Linked DNA regions of Homo sapiens: region 1 is linked to region 2. The links are chromatin loops, found by intact Hi-C in ENCODE. Cell type or tissue: PC-9. All regions are shown on one strand. Links, peaks and the distances in the headings refer to the core of each region. The heading gives the core; the rest is flanking DNA. Region 1 has its middle 98 kb from the start of LINC01877. Region 2 has its middle 31 kb from the start of LINC01792.

Region 1 (9,841 bases), core at 759-8,758, 1.0 Mb before region 2:
AGACTTAACCCTTTCTCAACTAGAAAAAAAAAAGGTCAGTTCGCTGCCAGTGCTCATTTAATTTTACATAAACACACTCTTTGAGGCTGAAGCAAATCTGACTGATTTTCAATGTGAAAATAAAATATAAAAACTGTCCTTGGAGTTATTTCTAAACAGAACTAACATCAGAATCATGTGAATCATCAGAATTATCTATTTCAGAAAAATCAGATTCATCAAATGAAACTTTGGCCAACAATTATTTAAGAACAATGTTAAACTCATGTATAGGAATGCTACGTTTTCTAGCATTCCATCTAAAAATGCTCAACGTCGCTAATCATTAAAGAAATGCAAATCAAAACTACAATGAGATACCATCTTACACCAGTCAGAATGGCTGTTACTTGAAAGTTTAAAAAAAAAAAAAAAAAAAAAAAAAAAAAAAAAAAAAAAAAAAAAAAAAAAAACCACCGCATGCTGGCAAGGTTGCAGAGTAAATGGAATGCTTATAAACTGCTGGTGGGAATGTAAATTAGTTCAGCCACTAACTACCATTAGACCCAGAATCCCATTATTGGAATTAAAGGAATATAAATTGCTCTACCATAAAGACATATGCACGCATATGTTCATCACAGCACTGTTCACAATAGCAAAGATATGGAATCAACCTAGATGTCCATCAATGGTGGACTGGATAAAGGAAATGTTGTATATATACACCATGGAATACTATGCAGCCATAAAAATATAAAATCACATCCTTCACAGCAACATGGTTGCAGCTGGAAGTCATTATCCTAAGTGAATTAATGCAGAAACAGAAAACCAAATACTGCATGTTCTCACTTATAAGCGGGAGCTAGGCTGAGCTAGGCTGAGCTCATGCCTGTAATCCCAACACTTTGGGAGGCCAAGGTAGGCAGATCACTCGAGGCCAGGAATTTGAGACCAGCCTGACCAACATGGCGAAACCCCGTCTCTACTAAAAATACAAAAGTTAGCCTGGCGTGATGGTGCACACTGGTAATCCCAGCTACTCAGGAGGCTGAGGCATGAGAATCACTTGAATCTGGAGGGTGGAGGTTGCAATGATCTGAGATTGCACCACTGCACTCCAGACTGGGTGACAGAGTAAGACTGTCTCAAAAAAATTAAAATAAAATCATATAATATTAAAAAATAAGTGGGAGCTAAACATTGAGTACATATGGATACAGAGAAGGGAACAACAGACACCGGGGCCTGCTCGAAGGTGGAGGTGAGAAGAGGGTGAGGATTGAACACTACTGAGTACTATGTTTATTACCTTGGAGATGAAATAATCTGTACATCAAACCCCCGTGACATTCAATTTACCCATGTAACAAACCTGCACATGTACCCTTGAACCTAAAATAAAAGTTGGAAAGAAAACAATAATAATATTTCCACCAAAGTCTTAAACCAGAATTCGAGTCATCACATGGTAACAAAGGTGGGAAAAAAGAAACCCCAGAAGACCCTCGCCTCCCGATGCAACTCTTGCGACCTTTGTAGGAATAATTCAACTTTATTCCAAACCAGCGCCTAAGAATAAAAAATACCAGAGTGGCAGACCCTCAGCATACTCAATAAATAGTCTCCCAAATGTGCATCTCAGTTTTTGGTAAATGAATATTAGCAGGTCAATACAATCCTAATCTAAAAATACAGTTCCTTCTTCCATTCAACAAATATTTATCAAGCTGCCTCTATGCATCAGTTGTTATTCTAGGTTCCAGAGATAGAATGGTAAATAGCACAGATCTGTGCCCTTGTGGAGTTTACAATAAACAAATGCATAAAAACATGTATAATATAGTGGCAAATAGTGATAAAACACTGTAAAGAAAAATAAAACAGGCAATAGAACATAGCCAGGGAAGGCCTTTCTGAGGTGGTGACATTTAAGGAGAAAGTAAAACGAAGTGAGGACGGGAGCCCTGAAAAGGCATCAGCCATCGAAGAAATAGCAGATGGAACGACCCTGAGGTGAGACCAACAAGAAAGTCAGTGTCAAATCCAGAAATTAAGGAGGGTGATTGAGTGGGAGGTGGAAAGAAGCCAGATTATGTAAGGCCCTAGAGGCCTGGCAAGGACTCTGGGTTTGTTTGTTTGTTTGTTTGTTTGTTTGTTTTTAATTTTATTTAATTTTATTATTATTATACTTTAAGTTTTAGGGTACACGTGCACAATGTGCAGGTTAGTTACATATGTATACATGTGCCATGCTGGTGTGCTGCACCCATTAACTCATCATTTAGCATTAGGTATATCTCCTAATGCTATCCCTCCCCCCTGCCCCCACCCCACAACAGTCCCCAGAGTGTGATGTTCCGACTCTGGGTTTTATTCTAAGAGTAATAGGAAGGTATTAGGACTGTGCTGTCCAGTAAGGTAGGCACCAGCTCATGTGGCTGTTGAGCACCTGAAAAATGGCTAAACTGAGATGTGCTGCAAGTAACAAATACATCCAAGATTTTGATGAGTCAGCATGAAAAGAGGAATGTTAGATACTTCAGTGATAATTTTGTTATATTGATTGACATTGAAATCGCATTTTAGATATATTTATTAGGTAAACTATATTGATCAAATTGGTTTCCCCTGTTTCTCTTTACTTTTTAAAGCCATATGTCTTGTAGGAAGTTTAAAATTATGTTTGTGGCTCACATTATATTTCTACTGGACAGCACTGCATTAGAGGGTTTGAGCAAGAGGTGTGAAGGTTAAAAAATTGCCTACAGGGTACTATGCTCATTACCTGGGTGGCAAAATAATTTGTACATTCAACCTCTGCAACTGGCAACTTACCCATGTAACAAACCTGCACATGTACCCCCTTAAAAGTTATTATTGGGTGCATGGAGCTTATTAAATTATTTTCTTATTATTGTATGTATTTAAATTTTTCTATAACACAAAGTTAAATTTTTCTATAGAATAAACCTTTTAAAAACATATAAAAATGAGCTAAAATGATAGAATTACCCTCCCCTTCCCATACCCATTTTTAGGTATGGATGAAGGTCTACGGAGTAGGCTTTACTCTTCCCTTCTCCTAAGAACACTGCAGCCTGGATTCAGAAATTGTCCTGAATCAGTCTTGATTTCAGAGGACTGTTTTTCTGACGGCCCCTCAGAGGACAATTGAATCTTGCCTCTAGAAATATAGCTCTTCCTGGAAATAACCTTTTATATCCAGTGTTGCCCAAATCCTAAGAGGTCAGGAACTAAGGAATTCCATAACTGGGGTAATAGTTGCTGCGTCAGTTTGTATTTTCCAACACATTCTCCAAAAAACAACTCAATAAAGAACAGCAATAACAAAGAAAGCAACATAAAAATCTGTCCTTGGCATGAATAAAAGACAGAGAAAATCCAAATTCCCAATTACTGTAAGTTAAAAAGACAAAAACAAAAACCAAGGAGCATGAGATCCTAGCATACTACCCTACATGGTCCTGCTGCCCCAAGCCTTGGAGTTGGGGGTCGAGGGGCAAGTACTGTCCAGGGAAGACTGGGGGGAAGAGGGAAGACAAGCAAAGGCTATAAAGTGATCTAAAGTCACAGAAAGAGAAAGTCCTTCCTACATGCAAAATGCTGAAAAGTGTGGTGGTTGATCAGAGTGAAATGAGAAGAGACTTGTAAGTGTGTGCAGGACTCAAGGTGGCACCTTGGAAAAGTAACTCTTCCAAGAAGAGCTGGATAAATGGGAAGGGAGAAGCACCTTTAGAAAACTGTACAGTGCAGAAAGAAAAGGCAAGAATGGGAAAGTTAGGACCCTTAAAAACAAAAGAATGCACAACTCTTCCTCCTATCAGTGCCCCCACCCCTCACACACAGCCAATCAGCAAAGAAAGCAGCCACACTTTGCTACACTGACAGCAGAGGGAGCTCTTGAACTAGGAATCTTGTAAACCACCCCAAATTGTAAACCAGCCCTATCCACAGACATAGAGATCCAAGCAATCTTTAGGCAAAATATGCTATAAAACAAGGATTGAAACAATTCTGCAGATGAAAATTTCTCCCCACTAAGAGGACTGAGGTTCTGTGGAAGCCTTCATTCAGGAGTCAGGACCATTCTGCTAGGACATCCTGCTCAGATACATGTTTGCCTGTGAGCTCATGGGGCCACAGAAACTACAAATGACAGCCCAGAGGCCAGTCAGAAGGTCACACAAGGGAGATGGACATGGATTGCTCTAGGAAAGGTGGTGAAAATAGGATTCAAGATATATTTTAAAGATGCACTAGACTTGTTGATAGACTAGATATGTGGTAAGAGGGGGAAAGTAAGGAATATATCCTACAGTTTTGGTCTGGACAACTAAAAGAACATAAGTACTATGGGCTGAGATAGTACTGGAACCTTACCCCCAGGAGGTGGTGAGAATCCAGAATTTGGTTATGTTCAGTTTCAGATAGCTTCTAAATGTATCCCTATAAATTTCATCATTTTTATCCTATTGTAAATTATATTTTTCTTCAATTTCAATTTCTAATGTTTTAGTTCTAATGTTTTGAATTACACTTTATTTTTGTATGCTGATTTTGTATACTGCAACCTTACTACACTTAGTTCTAGTAAGTTTTTTATAAACACCTTAGGATTTTCTTTATAATCATCTGTAAATAAATTATATTTTGTCCTACCTAATCCATATGCTTTTTATTTCTTTTTCTTGCCTTACTGCTCTCACTACAATATTGAATTGGAGTACTGACAGTGTACTTACTGCCTTGTTTCCTACCTTAAAGAGAAAACAGTCATCGTAATGCTAGCTGTAGATTGTGTGTAGATGCACTTTATCAAGTTGAGCAAGTTTCATTCTGTGTCATTTTGGCTCCTCAAAGAAGCAGATGCCAAGATGAGATTAGATGCACAAAAGATGTACTTGGGGAAATACCTGTGAAGGATAAAGGAGGAGGCAGTGGAGTAGCCAGCAGAGACTTCATATCTGTTGCAGGTTGGACAGCTATGAAAGGAGGGCAGGAAGTCTCACTGGCTAACCAGGTGGTATGAACCAAGCCTTCATTCTTGAGGGCTCTGGGCCCTTGCTAATAATCCCTGTCTTGGGCTAGGATTGCTAACCATGTCTATTCACAGTTATAACAGGGGAAAGTGCATCATCTGATCTCCATGTTTTCTGTCCTGTCCCCATTTTATAAAGGCAGCCTTAAGTCTTCCTGCTGATTAGTGTCCATTATCCCTGCCAAAAGAGTGATACCTCCTTTTTGCTGCTATTCCCTGAATACAGGAAGTCTAGAGTGTCCTGGGGACAACTGTTAAGACTTAGTTTGATGTGACCTTTGCTATGTCATCTGGTAAAAATGCACCCTCTTTAGGTGTTAGAATCCTGAGGAACCCAGAGATGCAGGGATGGAAACCACAACATCCCAGTAGGTAAATTGGGTTCAACATTCAAATATAGGAATAATTGGACTGGCCTTGGAAGTAGGAGGTTATGCTCATGAGACCATGCATAACCTCTATCTCTGTCACCTTGGGCACTCTGTTAATGCTCCAATTATGCTGGTTCAAGGTAGGCCAATAGTAAAAACTGCTTAATGCCAACCGGTTAAACCATTTTAACTACAGATGGAGGCTTTTTATTAATGTATAATACAAAAACCTTCACACTTCATGTCCACTCCCATATGTTCATCCACATGCCTTTATCCTAGACGTCTTATCTTCCAAACTTTCCTTTTCAGGCCCCTGACCAGATGGCAAGGCCATTGGTTACTGTTTATGAATATGGATATATTATCACTTTGGGCCATGTCTCCTTCCATAAAGTGAATGGACAGCTGCACGACTCACAGCTCTGTCCGCTGAAGTTTCTTCTTTTCATTGACCTTCAAGGCCACCCCTGAATGTGGCTACAATGCAGCTTTCAACCATGTTTAGTTGTTCCCCATAATTAGCTGACCCATCTGTAATCCAAGCTCAGGCTTTTCCCTCCTTCAGCCGATTATATGGGACATCCCCCGTAGGGCTATAGTTGCAAGCTGGGGAAGGGGCTGTGTGCTGGTTGACATAGGGATCTGGGCTATCTGCTCCTGGTCAGCTTATTTAGGCCCTCTGGCCATATTTGAGCTTTCTCAGATATACTATTTTCATCTTATGATGAACTACTGCTGGGCATGTCAGACGTTATCACTTATATATATCCCAGATGATAATGGACACTTAGTTACTTAATGCCCCATGGTAAAGTGTTTCTGGCATGTTATTCGACTCCTAGATTTAGAGACAAAACACTTGGCCATGGGGCATAGAGTTGGAATGTCCTCCCCACTCCTCAATTTTCTGAAAGAATTTATATGTTATTAGTAGTTCTTCCTTGAATATTTGAGAAAATTCACCAGTGAAGCCAACTGGGCCTGAAGATTACATTGTTACAAATTTTTTCTTATAAATTCAATATTTTATATATATGTAAATATTACTATTAATATTTTCTATTACTTCTTGAATAATCTTTACAATTTGTGTCTTTCAAGAAATTTGCCCATTTCATCCAAGGCATTGGATTTATTATCGTAAAGTTGGGCATAATATTTCATTATTTTCTTTTTAATGAATGTTGGTTCTGTAATGATGCTTCCTCTTTCATTCCTTATATTGATAATTTGGTTTTTCTCTCTTTTCCTTTAGCATATATGTATGTCTCCATTTGGTAAAGTTTTCTTTCCTCTTTAACGTATCTCGTAGAGCAGGTCTACTGATAACAAACCATCTCAGCTTTTGTTTAATTCAAACTTGTTTTTTCTCCATTAAAAAAATGCCCAAAAATAAGTATAGAATTCTAAGTTGACAAGTTCTTTCAGGACTTTAAAGATAGTATCCCATTGTCTTTTGACTTACATAATTTGTGAACAGAAGTCTGCAGTAATTTATGTCTTTGTTCATCTATACACAATGCACTATTTTTTTCTCCTCAATGCTTTAAAATTTTCTGTGTTTTGGCTTTATAGGAGTTTGATTCTGATGTGTCTTGATGTGTTTTTCTTTACATTTGTACTGTATCCTGGATCTATAGATTGATAATTTTTATCAAATTTTAGAAATATTTGACTGTAATTTCTACAAATATTATTTTCTGTGCTTCTCTCCTTTTCCTCTTAGATTCCAAATACATTTATGTTAGATTGTTTAATATTGTCATATCACTGAGATTCTGAGTTTTTTTTCTGAATTTTTTTTTAAATGTCTGCATGTCATTTTGGATAAGTCTACTGCTATGTCTTCAAATGTACCACTTTTTTATTCTACATTGTCTAATCTGCCAATAATGCCATCCAGAGAATTTTTCATTTCAGATATTGTGATTTTTTCATGACTAGAAGTTCCACATGATTACTTTTATATCATCAATTCCTTTCCTCACCATGCATATTTTTTAAATAGCTGTTTTAATGTTCATGTCTGCTAATATCATCCCCACTATCATTTCTGAGTCAGTTTCTATTGACAGTTTTTTGTCCTGGTTATGGATCAGATTTTCCTGCTTCTTGAAATATGTAATATTTTTATTAATACTAGACATTGTGGATTTTATCTTGTTTAGTACCTGAATTTCATTATCTATCTTTAAAAAGTATTGGGCTGTGTTTGTGTTAGACAGTTAAGTTACCTATGAATAAAGCAAATTATTTCAAGGTTTGTTCTCAGTCTTTGTTATGTAGGCCTATAGCAGCCTTTTCTCCAGGGAAAATTTCACCTTCACTATGAAGACATAACCTTCTGGTATCTCAATTACTACATTCTTGGTGCCTTCAACAAGGGTTTTCCACTCTGACTGCTGAAAGCATGACTATTTCTTGGAAGATTCTATGAGCTTAGAAACCATTCAGTTCCCTGTTTGGTCTTTGACCAAATGAAGTTTAACCTTATTTGTGCATGCCTTAGTATTTAGTAAAAACTCAATGGTATCCATAAGTACATTTCTGGAGCTCTTTTTCTTTGTAGCTCCTTTCTTTCTGAAACTCTGATTTATAAATTCTAGATCCCTCAGATACCCTGAACACTGGTTTCTGTTTGCCAAAACTCAGAGAAATCAAAGCCATCACACTCTACTTGGGATCTCCTCCCTGTTCCCCAAGTGAAAATCTAGGGCAATTAGAGGGTAGATGCAATTATTTCTCTTCTCTTTGGAATCCCGATACTATACTCCCTGTTTTCAAAAACTTAAAAAACATCTGTTCCATATCTTTCTCCAGTTCTCCTGTTGTTTAAGGTAGAAAGTAAATTTATGCATGTTACTCCATCATGACCAGATGCAAAAATCTATTGGCTGGGCAGTTGAATATTTCAGTCTGACTCTGACTCTGAGCTCAGAGAAGCCTAATCTGAAGCTATAAATTTGAAAGTCATACAGTACAAGTGTTTCTCCCAAACTTATTACATTGTATGGGGATAATGCTCCTTTTAACCCAGGGCAGCCAGTCCTAGCCAATAACAGCCCCCCTCATTTTCCACAGTATGAATTGTTTAAATCTATTTCCATCTGTGCTACTAGAAAGAGAGGATAGAGAATAAAGCAAAAAACTGAGTCTTGAGGAATTTTAATATTTAGAGATAGATTGCAGGGAGGGGAAACTGACAAAGGAGACTGAGAATTGCGTATGGAGTAGGAGAAAACTAGGAGAGCATATTGTATTGAAAACCAAGTGAGGAAGATGTTTCAGAGGGCTGGGGTGATTAAATGGTTTTAGAGGTTAAGTAAGATGAAAAATGAAAATCTGCCACTGGTTTAGGCAAGACAGATCTAGCAAGAATATTTTCAGTGAAATGGAGAGGAAAGGGAGGTGAGAAAGCAGAGACAAGTTCAAGTTTTGCTGACGAGGGAGCAAAGAAGATACCTGGAGAAGAATATAAGAAGTAGAAAAGGTTTTTGTAAAAATAGGCATTCTTTAGAGAAAAATCTTATTTATTTCTCTAGTAAGAGGTGCCAATATTGTCACAATACCTCTTTTGTAGCCATAATTTGTCCCATTCATATATTTGTTAATCTCTTTTTCTATATTCAGTTGATCATCATTATTCTCAGCTTCCATATTTGCACATTTGCCTATTTGCTAAAATTTATTTGAAACCCCAAAATTAAACCTCATGAAACTTTTGCCATCATTCATAGACATATACAGAGTGGCAAAAAAATTGAGTTGCCCAAAGTGCATGTTCCTAGCTGAGGTGAACAAGGCTACACTCTGCCTTCTTGTTTCAGCTCTGATACCATAAAGAAGTGTCTTTTTCACAATCTACTTAGTGCCACATTTTTGTGCTTTTTGATGATTTCACTAGTTAAAATGTGCTTCAAGTAACGCTGAAGTGCTATCTAACGTTTCTAAGAACAAGAAAGCTAGGAAACACCTTATGGAGAGAATATATGAGTTCAAGAAGTTTTTTTCAGGTGTGAGTTATGGTGCTGTTGGTCATGAGTTCAGTGTTAATGAATCAACAATATATGTTAAATAAATGTCTTTAAACAGAAACACACATATAACAAGGTAATGTGTCAACTGGTTGACAAAAATATTTTGACTGGAGGGCTCTCAAGACTCTAAGCTTGGGAGCAATAAGTCAGTAGTTTGGTAACTCAGTGTTCCCAGCGACTTTATAGAACATAATTATCACAAAATAATGAGATTCAACTGTATAATATTTTTCTTTAAAAGAATGTATGGTGCAGTAGAAAAGGCACTAGACCAACAATTTTGAGATCTTGGTTTTAGTTCTAACTCCTTCACTATCTAGCTGTGCATCTTTCAGCAAGTCTTTGGGCCTCACTTGGCTTCTTTATCTATGACTGTAGCTCTTTAA
Region 2 (9,841 bases), core at 1,090-9,089:
ACACTTTGAGAAGCGTTGGCCTCCCCTGATGAGAGGAACACATGCATTATTTCATTAATCAGAGTTGTAATCCATTCCCAGGGGCTCCCATCTCTCTGTCATCTTTCCAGCAAATCACATAACTTACAGCAACATTTACAGAACCTTATGATAAGGCAATTCTCACGTAGCTAATCTGCCTTTAATTATTACTCAATTTCCAGCAGCCTCTCCACCATGATTTTTGTTCAGTGTTGAAATCATTCAAAGTGAAATCATCTATGAAACTGGAAAATTCCACCAAAAGATCTGCCCTCTCAATAGCTCCCACAATGAACAAAATAATTTTTCATAAAGTATTTTTGCAGGGGTATCATCAAAGTTAATTTCAGATGAATTAAGCAATTCAATTCCTACTTGAGAAATGGTTCCCTTGTTCATTAGTAACTTGCAGAAATTGTTTAAACCATTCTTCTTCCAGGTGCGTGGGACTATTTCAGTTTCAGAGGACTCTGGCCAAGAAGCCTGGTGCCCTTGGGTTCATGGTCCTGTTCACATTAACCATTTGTGTCACCTTGGCCAGCTCACTTTCCCTCTTTGGGCCTCATTGTTTTTTTCTTCTGTAAAGCTAGATCAGTGGTTCTCAGATTTACTCATGTAATAAATGTGAAGGAGTGATCAGAAGTCAAAGGCTTTTCCTTGAATGCCATATTCTTTGTTGAGCACTATAAAAATAGTGGCAAATTTAATTAGACCTTGTGGAATAGTAACAATTTTAGACTTAGAAAATATTACCTTAATAGATGATCCTGTATGGAATCAAAACTGGGAGCACAGAGCTCATTAAAAAAGAAAAGAAGAGAAAAGAAAAAAAAGAAAAAGGCTATCCAATTAAGCATGGTCAACTATTTGCAAATTGCCCTCATAAATATTTATTTTATACTTGTTCATTTCATTTTATTGTCAGCTATCACAGCCATTGGTTTTAGAGAAATAGAGAAGAGGAAAACTTTGAAGAAATTCTGCCCATTAACTACATCTGCTAATTGAGAAAAGTCCAGTTTTCAACTGTAGCTGTGAGACTCCTCAATCTTGCTTGGGAAAAAATAATGGCCTGTGAGAGGAAGGTCCCCATCGGCTTCAGTTAATCTAATGTTCTATGTTTTTACTGTATTTCTGCTGTCCAACAATAGTTAGCCTTACTCCACACTTCAATGGGGTCGAAGAGCCACAGTGGCCCATACTTCAATGGCCTCTGAGAGCCAAAAGCACTTTCTATATCATCTAGTCAAATACCTAATTTCCAGATAAAGCAAGCCAGGCCTAGAGAGGTTCCAGGATTTTCCTAAACTCACCTAGCTACTTAGTGGCCAGGCCATGGTTAGAACCTGGGTCTCCTGGTGTACTCTGTGTTTTTCAATCCTACATGGTTGCCTGACAATAAATGCACACATAGTTAATTCTCTAGTAATGTGCTATATTCATTCATAACTTAGTCAATAATTATTTCTTCAGTTGGAAATTTGACATTAGACAACTCATCACTGATACATAGGATTCTTATAAGTCAAGATTTAATTAAAATCCATTTTGTTCTTTTTAAGCTGTAAGAGATGGAAAAATAAATATGCAAAGCAGTGGATTCTATTATGAATCAATTAGGCCACTATTCTATGTGTTTTGTTATCCATGGTGGGTTTCATTCATTCTTGTTCAGTTTGTGAGCTGTAATAAAGTGTGTGTTTTGTCATTGACATCAGCATGAAGTCTGCATTTGTCTACTGCAGAGAATGGCAGAGAATTTTCTTTTGGGGTCTCCATTTGGGACCCCATTTTCTTTTGGGGTCTCTGACTTTCCAAGGGGAGAGAACTACCTGGATCACTCCAGGAACCCAGAAAGATCTTCTGAGGCTGAAACTTAGGTACCCCAGCACCCCCCTGTTATGATGGGAAACCTTAGTTCATGGGGAAGCAGGTTTTCACTTTGTATACTGAAAAACTAGATTAGCGAAAGGAGATGTAAGTTGCAGCATCTACTCATAAATCAAAATACATTCCTGGGTGATTAAAATTCACCCCCTGTGCCCAACTCGTTATGCAATTAATACATCTGGCTCATAAAGAGCAATCTGGCCTCTCATTCCAACTCTAGAATGCAATTAAATTTTCTGAGGCTAAAATTTCCATTCTTTTAAAACATCAGTAAATAATAAAATGGATGTTTCTTTTATTGGGTTCTAGAGTGAAAAAATCCACAGATGATTTACTGCTTGGATCAAACTCAGTTCCAATATCGGGGAAATTACTGAGGAGGAAAACAAGCCACAATTGTAATAGTTTTATTTCACTTTATTAGGATCTGTAATTATCACTTCTGAATCATAGTGTGATTTGCAAAATGAAATCTAGCTGATTTATTTCCCACCAGTGATAATCCTTCTGTCTTTTAGGGCCTGATATGAAATTCAAAGAAGTTTTCCATCCAATTATTATCCATCTTGCAAGGATTTTGGAATTATTTATAGTGATTAACATACAAGAAGGTGCGTTCTCATTTACTGTAACAAGATCCTGATGTTGCAGATAGTTCTGGTAAAGCAAGCTCAGGCTATTTGACACTAAGCAAATCATGAGATCATGTGGCTGGAGGAAATCATATTTGACACTGTAATGCTGAACCACATAGGATCTTTAGAATGTCTGCTAGATTCAGAAAATCCTGGTAAAGACTGTACATCCTCTGTTGAGATTCAATTTTCTACACAGAGCTGGGGCTCAACAAAATGTTTGTTGTTCACCCAGAAGTCTTTCAGCTGTCTCTAACTACCTCCACGATTCAGGGCGTACTTAGCGTTTTTCTTCCCTCCGGTAGCAGATGAGAGCAGCTACCACGTTCCCTGGTAAATAGCAAGCACCGTTTTCGCAGGCCACAGAACTTCGCCAGGTATTCCTTCGGTTTTCCCTTCTCTAACTCAGAAGAACCAATTTTAACAATTGTTTCAAAGCTACCCAACAAGGAGAGGCATGGGTGTTTTCCCCACAATTTAGGACTCAATTCTTTAGATCAACATTTTTTGGTGAAAAGTACAGGTGGAATAAAACTATTTTTAAATACTCATTTGTTTATTAATTTTATAGGTAATTAGGCTTTTACCAGGCACCAGGCACTGGGCTACCTGCTGGTAAATCAATCCCCCCGAAAAAAACATGAATTCTTCCCTAGGAACTAATAGTATTGTGGGAAATGTGGCTATATAAAGGAATAATTACAGAGTGATGCAATAAGTGTATTTGACATAAATATTTTCCTTTATGATTAGTGGAATATTTCTCCACAATCTATGGAATGCATTCAAAATTGACTTTTTTTGGATTAGCTCAGTTTTAGTGACTTTTAAATTTTGATTGAGGAAAATCTGGGATTTTTAAGAGAGGAAAATCTGGGATTTTTAAGAAAGGAAAAGACAAAAATAGATACCCGCTTAAATGCTACATACACTAATTTTAAAGGTATATGTAAAGTTGCAAGCACTAGTAAAATAACTTGTGTTTGTTATGCTCCTCAACACTTTTCCCTGTATTTTCTACAAACGAATCTCTTTGATAATAAAAAGTAGGTTTTTTAAATGTTGCTTTTTTCCTTGTAGAAATGCACAATAAGAGCATGCATAATGCTAGAAAAACTTTGACCTAAAACAGCCTTTTCAGTCATTTTATAGTTCTCTGAATAACTGGAAAATTGTAGTTTACACACACTCACACACACACATACACACACCCCCCGTAGGTTTCTGTTGCTGATTTTACCTGCGGTTTCAACACCGCTGAGTCAACTTCATGGTGCTGGCCCTTTATCTGAAAAATTGATTCATTCTCTCAGTCTTTGCCTTTGAACCTAAATCACCTTGTTGTTAATATCCTTTGAACATCCTTTGAACTCTCAATAAATATCTGTTTTATAATCTCAAAGGGCAAAAACCTCTATTTGTAAGTTTTCAATGCCAAATCACAGTCATGTTAAAACAGGTCAAATAAGTGCATGTTCTGAGTTCAGGGTGTAATAGGAAAAGCCATAGAGACGTAGGTAACTTAGGGACAGTTACCTTCTTTCTAGATGAATCCTTAGATTCCTGAGCTGGGATGCCTGGTCTAAGTTGGTCTATTTGGTAAGCAAAACAGAACCTTATTGAAGAAAACTCTGCCCCAAAATGTCGCATCTGTTTATGCAAATGAAAATCAAACCATTCTTAAGCAACTGGTCTCGGCTTCAAGAAGTACTGTGAACAAGTCTTATTTAAAATGAGAGCCACAAAGCCTACTTCAGGTTCTTTTTACAAGAGCCTTTTCTGTCCAATTTCCCAAAATTAAAGCATGAGCTCCCTCTGCTGAGTGAATTCACATGTGTTGATGAAACAGACTCCAAAAACATTTGTATATTACCTATTGAACCATTATGTTCCTGTAAACATAAGCAATTATAAATATAAAACATATTTATATTTTCTTTTTTTCAAACTCATAATACAGAATGGGATGGAAAGGTAAAGAAAAGTAATTCACAAGGTAGAGATTCATTAGTTGAGGCTTTTCAGTTTCACAACAATGGTCCTGAGCAACAGCTGCTGGTACGGCAATGCTTTGTAATCACCATGATGAGTTACCAGGGGTTGCTTGCAAGCACCGGTTCTCACAATCAACCTATTACCCAGCTTTGGTTCTTCATAGCACTTATCATATCTGAAATTACAACTGACGTATTCAATTGTCTGGTTATGACTGTCTTCCCCTAAGAGAATGTTGACTTCCTGACAGTGGATAACATGTCTGTGCTTTCAGCCCTTAGAACATGCCTGACACACAGTAGGTGCTCCGATTTGTTTTATGAATTGAGGGAGGCAGAAAAGCAGGCAGGCAGGTCAGCATATACCTATAGTGTCACTTAGGATTATGGTTCAACTAGAGAATGATTCAGTGCCAATCACATGGAACTGGATACAAATTTAGTAGGAAATGATAGAGATAAGAGAGCCAAAGGACGTACGGTGAAAGAGGTGTGGAATTCAAGCTCAACCATAAAGATGGGAAGGACTTGGTGAAGTTAGACAAGGAAACAAGCATGGTGTTAAGCACTGAGGATACAATGACTTAAAGAAAAAGGCCTGGACTTTGCTCTCATGAAGCTTATAATCTGATGGGTAAGACAGGTATCAAAGAAATAAACAAATGAAATGCAAAACTGCAATTGTGACAAGTGCTATGAAAGAGTGGAATGTGATGTTAGAGGAGCAGGTAATAGGGTGACCCAAACTTATCGGACAGTTATGGAAGGCTTCTCTCAGCTGAGATGAAAGGAAGGGGGAGTTACCAGGTAAGGAGGGTGGAACTGCACACACACTGTGCAGGAGACTGGAGGCAGTGCCTGTTGCTGGAGCAGAGAGCAGGGGAGATGGTGGGAGAGGAGCTACCCAGCACCTGATGAGGAAAATCTCTCTTGATCCTTAGAGCAGAGCGCAAAGCATGGCTGTAATGGTTCTGATTGCTTTTCAGGGATTCTGAATCATGTTTACTCTCTTTTCCTCACTTTTCTATATTTACAAGGTAGTCTACAATGAAGATGTGTTATTTAATAATTTAAAAAGGGGTCTTTTATGAAAGAGAGTGGTGGCATTATATGCCTACTCTGGCCTTTCCGACTTACCCTCTTCTTTCCCAGGTTTACAGAATAGTAATGAAGGTGTCTCACTTTCAGAGCTGACCCTGGCCTCAGCCTGGCCTAGGTGAGGGACATCCTGGCTGATGTGGTCCCCAAGTCCCAGAGAACACACAGACACATCATGCTCTCTTGAAGCATCTGAGAACCCTGGCTGGACAATAGATCAGGAACGTGGCAGTAGGTTTTCTGCACCAATTATCTGGGTGTGGGTAGTTTAGTGAGGAAAGGTTGTATCATTCATGATTTCTACCACTTTCTGCTGTATCCATTGGTGTTTTTCACATGATTGAAATATTAGATTGCCTAATTTCAGACCCTTGTGGATAAGCCACTTAAATGCCCAAGTTTTCAGAATAGGGAGCCAGAGAGGAGGTGCTGCCTTCCTGGTCCACCCACCCATGACCTGGTTCATATCTGCAATTGTCTGTTGAGAATCTATCCAGTCCAGAAATGTCTATCTTTAACAGCTCCCTAAGGGGTTCTTTAACTTGTTACTTACAGAGATAACTGATGGGTTCATTGAGAACAATTGACCTGATAACAAATATGAATGAGAACCACACAATTAACTCAACCTTTCAGTGTAATTCTGTATTATTCCAATTATGATATATGATATATAGCTGTAAAATATTGACTACAAATATACATGTAATTATCAACTATAAATAACAGCAGCAGCATTATCCTTGCTAACCCTCAATGCCTCTGTATGAAAGAATCACTGGATTGTTTCTATGGTCCGGTCTGCACCCTCCTCTTTGATTACTGTGGCTTGGTGTTTCTGCTGGCCTCTTCTGGATCCTGTGACATGCACATTCTAGGCTGCCTGATTACAACAGTTCTATCTTTATAGGAGGGAGGGCCTTTAACCAGCTAGGTTCATCTCAGTCATTCTAGCTGCAATTTGTTACTCAAAGTAAATTCTTCAATGATGAAATCCCCATCAATGGCCTTTTCCAGGAGGCAGCTTCCCCAGATCAAAGGTTGTCAGGGTATGTTGCCCACAAGCCATCTCTCCTCTGCCCCCTCTTACATCTGAATCTCTCGGTATATTGTCACCTCTGTGCTCCTTGAATCTGCATTGCAGCCATGGGTAGGTTTTAGTGGTGATATCTTGGCTGGGAGATCAACTTTTCCCACCCTGCAGATGTCGCTGTCTCTGGGATGCTGCCTAGTCTCCTCTTTCAAACCCTCTCTGGCTCAGCTCCTGCCTCCCCCTCCACATCTCACCCCAAACAGCCCTTGCTCCCTTTCTTCTCAGATATACTCTACTAACCCCACCCACCCACCACCAGCTGCAAGCACCTGGGGTTACTCTCCTTAACTATTTCCTATTATCAAGCAAGCTAGACATGCAGAGTTGGAAAATAAATTCTTCATATGTAAATCACTGGAGTCCTCTCCTAATCAGAAATTAGAAGTGGGTGGCATGGAAGTGATTTTCACGATTTGTCTTCACACTTCTGTTTCGCCAATAAATAAAGGGATTAGTGATTCCTCTAAAACATTTTAAGATTTGCAAGAAAATCTCTCATTTATGCTGGCACTTTTTATTCTAATTGCTGAGACTGAAAAGAAATGTCATTCTCTATTTAATTCAGTGTTCATAATAAAAGCCCTGAGGTTGCTGATTAATTTTTATTTTCATCCTTAGGAAGTCAACTGTTAGCAGAATTTCAACTTCTGATCTCATTCCTGCTTTGGGTGTAGGCAATTGCGTACTCAACCTTGCTTCAAAACGTGAGCTACTGAATTCCCTCAGAAGTGCTGATGTCAGTTTTATAAGTGTATTGAATGCAGAATTGTGGAATAATATGAACCTGTTATTTAAATCATTGGTTACCATACTAACTTTTCATTTTGCTGTGGATAGAACTGGAAGCACAGACATTGTCAGGATAGTGGATGAATATGACACACTTTAAGTGATCAGGAAGCATGTGTGAAACCATCTCAATCTGTCTTTCTTCTTATCTAGTCACTATCAAGAGACAAAGCACTTGTAATTGATTAATGTTATAAAGCAAGACTAGAATGTAATGAAGCATAGAGTTTTATTTTAGAGGCAGTTTTATTTTAACAGCTTTATGGCTTCCTTTTTGTCTCGGACTTGTTTGCTTAGGTTCTAAAGAGATCATTTACATTTTTAAAAATTTATACTTTGGTACTTTGAAGGAAAAAGCATACTTTTTTCTACCCTCACACACCACTCATCCCAGAACACTTCTGATGTCAGATGTGTGTGGGATTTTTCCTCACACACCAAGCAGTTCTCCAGTGGACACCAAGTTAATTTAACTCAATTCTGACACTCCCTACCTGGAGACAGTGTCAGGCCCCACAGGTTGAGGGCTCAGTCATACAAGGCTGCCCTCCTTTTCAGATGCCAATCACAAATCCAGGCCTCTGCAACTTCTGACCTATAGGATAGAAATTGGGGGCTCCCATGACCAAACCATAACCAAACATTAGGTTTGGTTAATGTTCTAGAGTGACTCGCAGATCTCAGGGAAACACTTTACCTACAGTTACCCATTTATTATGCAGGATATTACAAAGGATACAGGTTAACAGCCAGATGGAAAAGATGTATAGAGGAAGGGATGTGGGAAGGGGTGTGGGGCTTCCATGCCCTCCCTGGGCACGCCACCCTGCAGGAACCTCCATGCATTCAGCTATCCAGACACTCATCTGAACCTTGACCTTCTGGGTTTTTATGGAAGCTTAATTTCATAGGCATGATTGATTACATCATTGGTCTTTAGTGAGCCACTCAACTTTCAGCCTCTCTCCTCTCTGCATCAGGGGGTGGGCTAAAAGTTCCAACTCTCTAACTGCAAGGTTGATTCCCTTGGCAACCAGCCCCCATTCTCAGGCTAACCAGGAGCCCACCAACCACCACCTCATTAGGATAGAAGATGCTGTCACCCAGAAAATTCCAAGGGATTAGGAGCTCTGTGTCAGATGTACCTGTCACTGAGGAAATTACAAAGGTCTTAGGAGCTCTGTGTCAGGCCTGGAGATCAAAGACCAAATGTTAAAACCAAAGATTCTTCTAGTGCCCCTACCTACCAGGGTTTTAGGAGCTCAAGAACTGAGGTCAGGGACCACTATATGTATTTTTTATTATCTCGCAATTTCATAAGTAGCTTTTATGGGGAAATGTATAACTACAGTGAAATCCACTGAAGGGGATTCATGAGAATCACAAGATACCCTTCATAGTGCCAAGGGCCCATTGAATAATACAGACCTTGTCAGGTACATTGATTTGAAAGGAAAGTTCTAGTAGGACCAGGCTGAGGAAGTGACTCTACATGGTGAAACAAAAGACAGAACAGAACACTTCTTGGTTTACAAACTACATGAGAAAAAATTAGTCTCTTTTTCACTAGACTTTTGACCAAAGAGTGTGATGGCCAATTTGACCCACTGCCTTACACGTCAAACTGGTTTCTGAATGTCTTTGACCTCTTACCAAAAATCAAACTCACCTTCAAAGGATAAAGATTTATCACCCCTGAGACTACAGACTCTGAAAGAATATCCCCCAGAGTTCCCACAATGTCATGACAGCACTATTGAGACAAATGTATAATCTCTCCCAAGCTGGCCATTTCAAAGAGAGTAACATTTATTTGTGTGGCTATGTTTTAGGATTTGGGTTTAAAATAATCACTGGACTTTAAGGTTGTTTCATTTATTGATGTTACTGCTGGCATTTGTATTTCATCAGCCAATGTCACTATTCTCATGAGTAATATATCCGCTTTTATCACCATCACTCTCCAGACATTTCAACTCTTCAAAATCACTCACAATCTCTCTCCCCACAACACACCCCTCTGTCTGTCACTGTCACCACATTTACCCACTGATTCCCACCATTCTTCCCTGTAAGTTGCACACTGTAATCTTGACAGAATGTTCCCCATAAACTGGAGGAGTTCTGCTCCATTAGCACAGGTAGGAGACTGTTTTCCCAAGACAGGGCTCCCAGATACATCTGGATACAACCAGAATCTGGGATAGTCACGATATTATGTGTGGCTATTTTTCAATTTAATTTTAATTTTAGCATGTATTTTCAGAATAAGAAATCCTAAATTTAATAATAGTAGTTTCAATAGTATATAATATCTTTAA

Evidence for each region. Peaks named below come from ENCODE experiments on the same cell type or tissue, not always from the same donor. Only the 100,000 strongest peaks of a DNase experiment are listed, where the experiment ranks them.
Region 1: it touches region 2 in a loop (23-fold over the local background); 3 of 110 quality-filtered maps call a loop at or near these places.

Annotation. Positions count from the first base shown.
Region 1 is chr2:199,700,901-199,710,741 of GRCh38, forward strand. It overlaps a transcript of FTCDNL1 not described here. Among named protein-coding and RNA genes, the nearest start is that of LINC01877, 98 kb to the left of the region's middle. In PC-9, for the core only: CTCF peaks have their summits at 3,885 (motif pointing right) and 4,085; no DNase peak of the experiment used is centred there.
Region 2 is chr2:200,698,985-200,708,825 of GRCh38, forward strand. It overlaps the pseudogene AOX3P-AOX2P and the pseudogene AOX3P. Among named protein-coding and RNA genes, the nearest start is that of LINC01792, 31 kb to the right of the region's middle. In PC-9, for the core only: a CTCF peak has its summit at 4,360 (motif pointing left); a DNase peak (open chromatin) is centred at 4,327.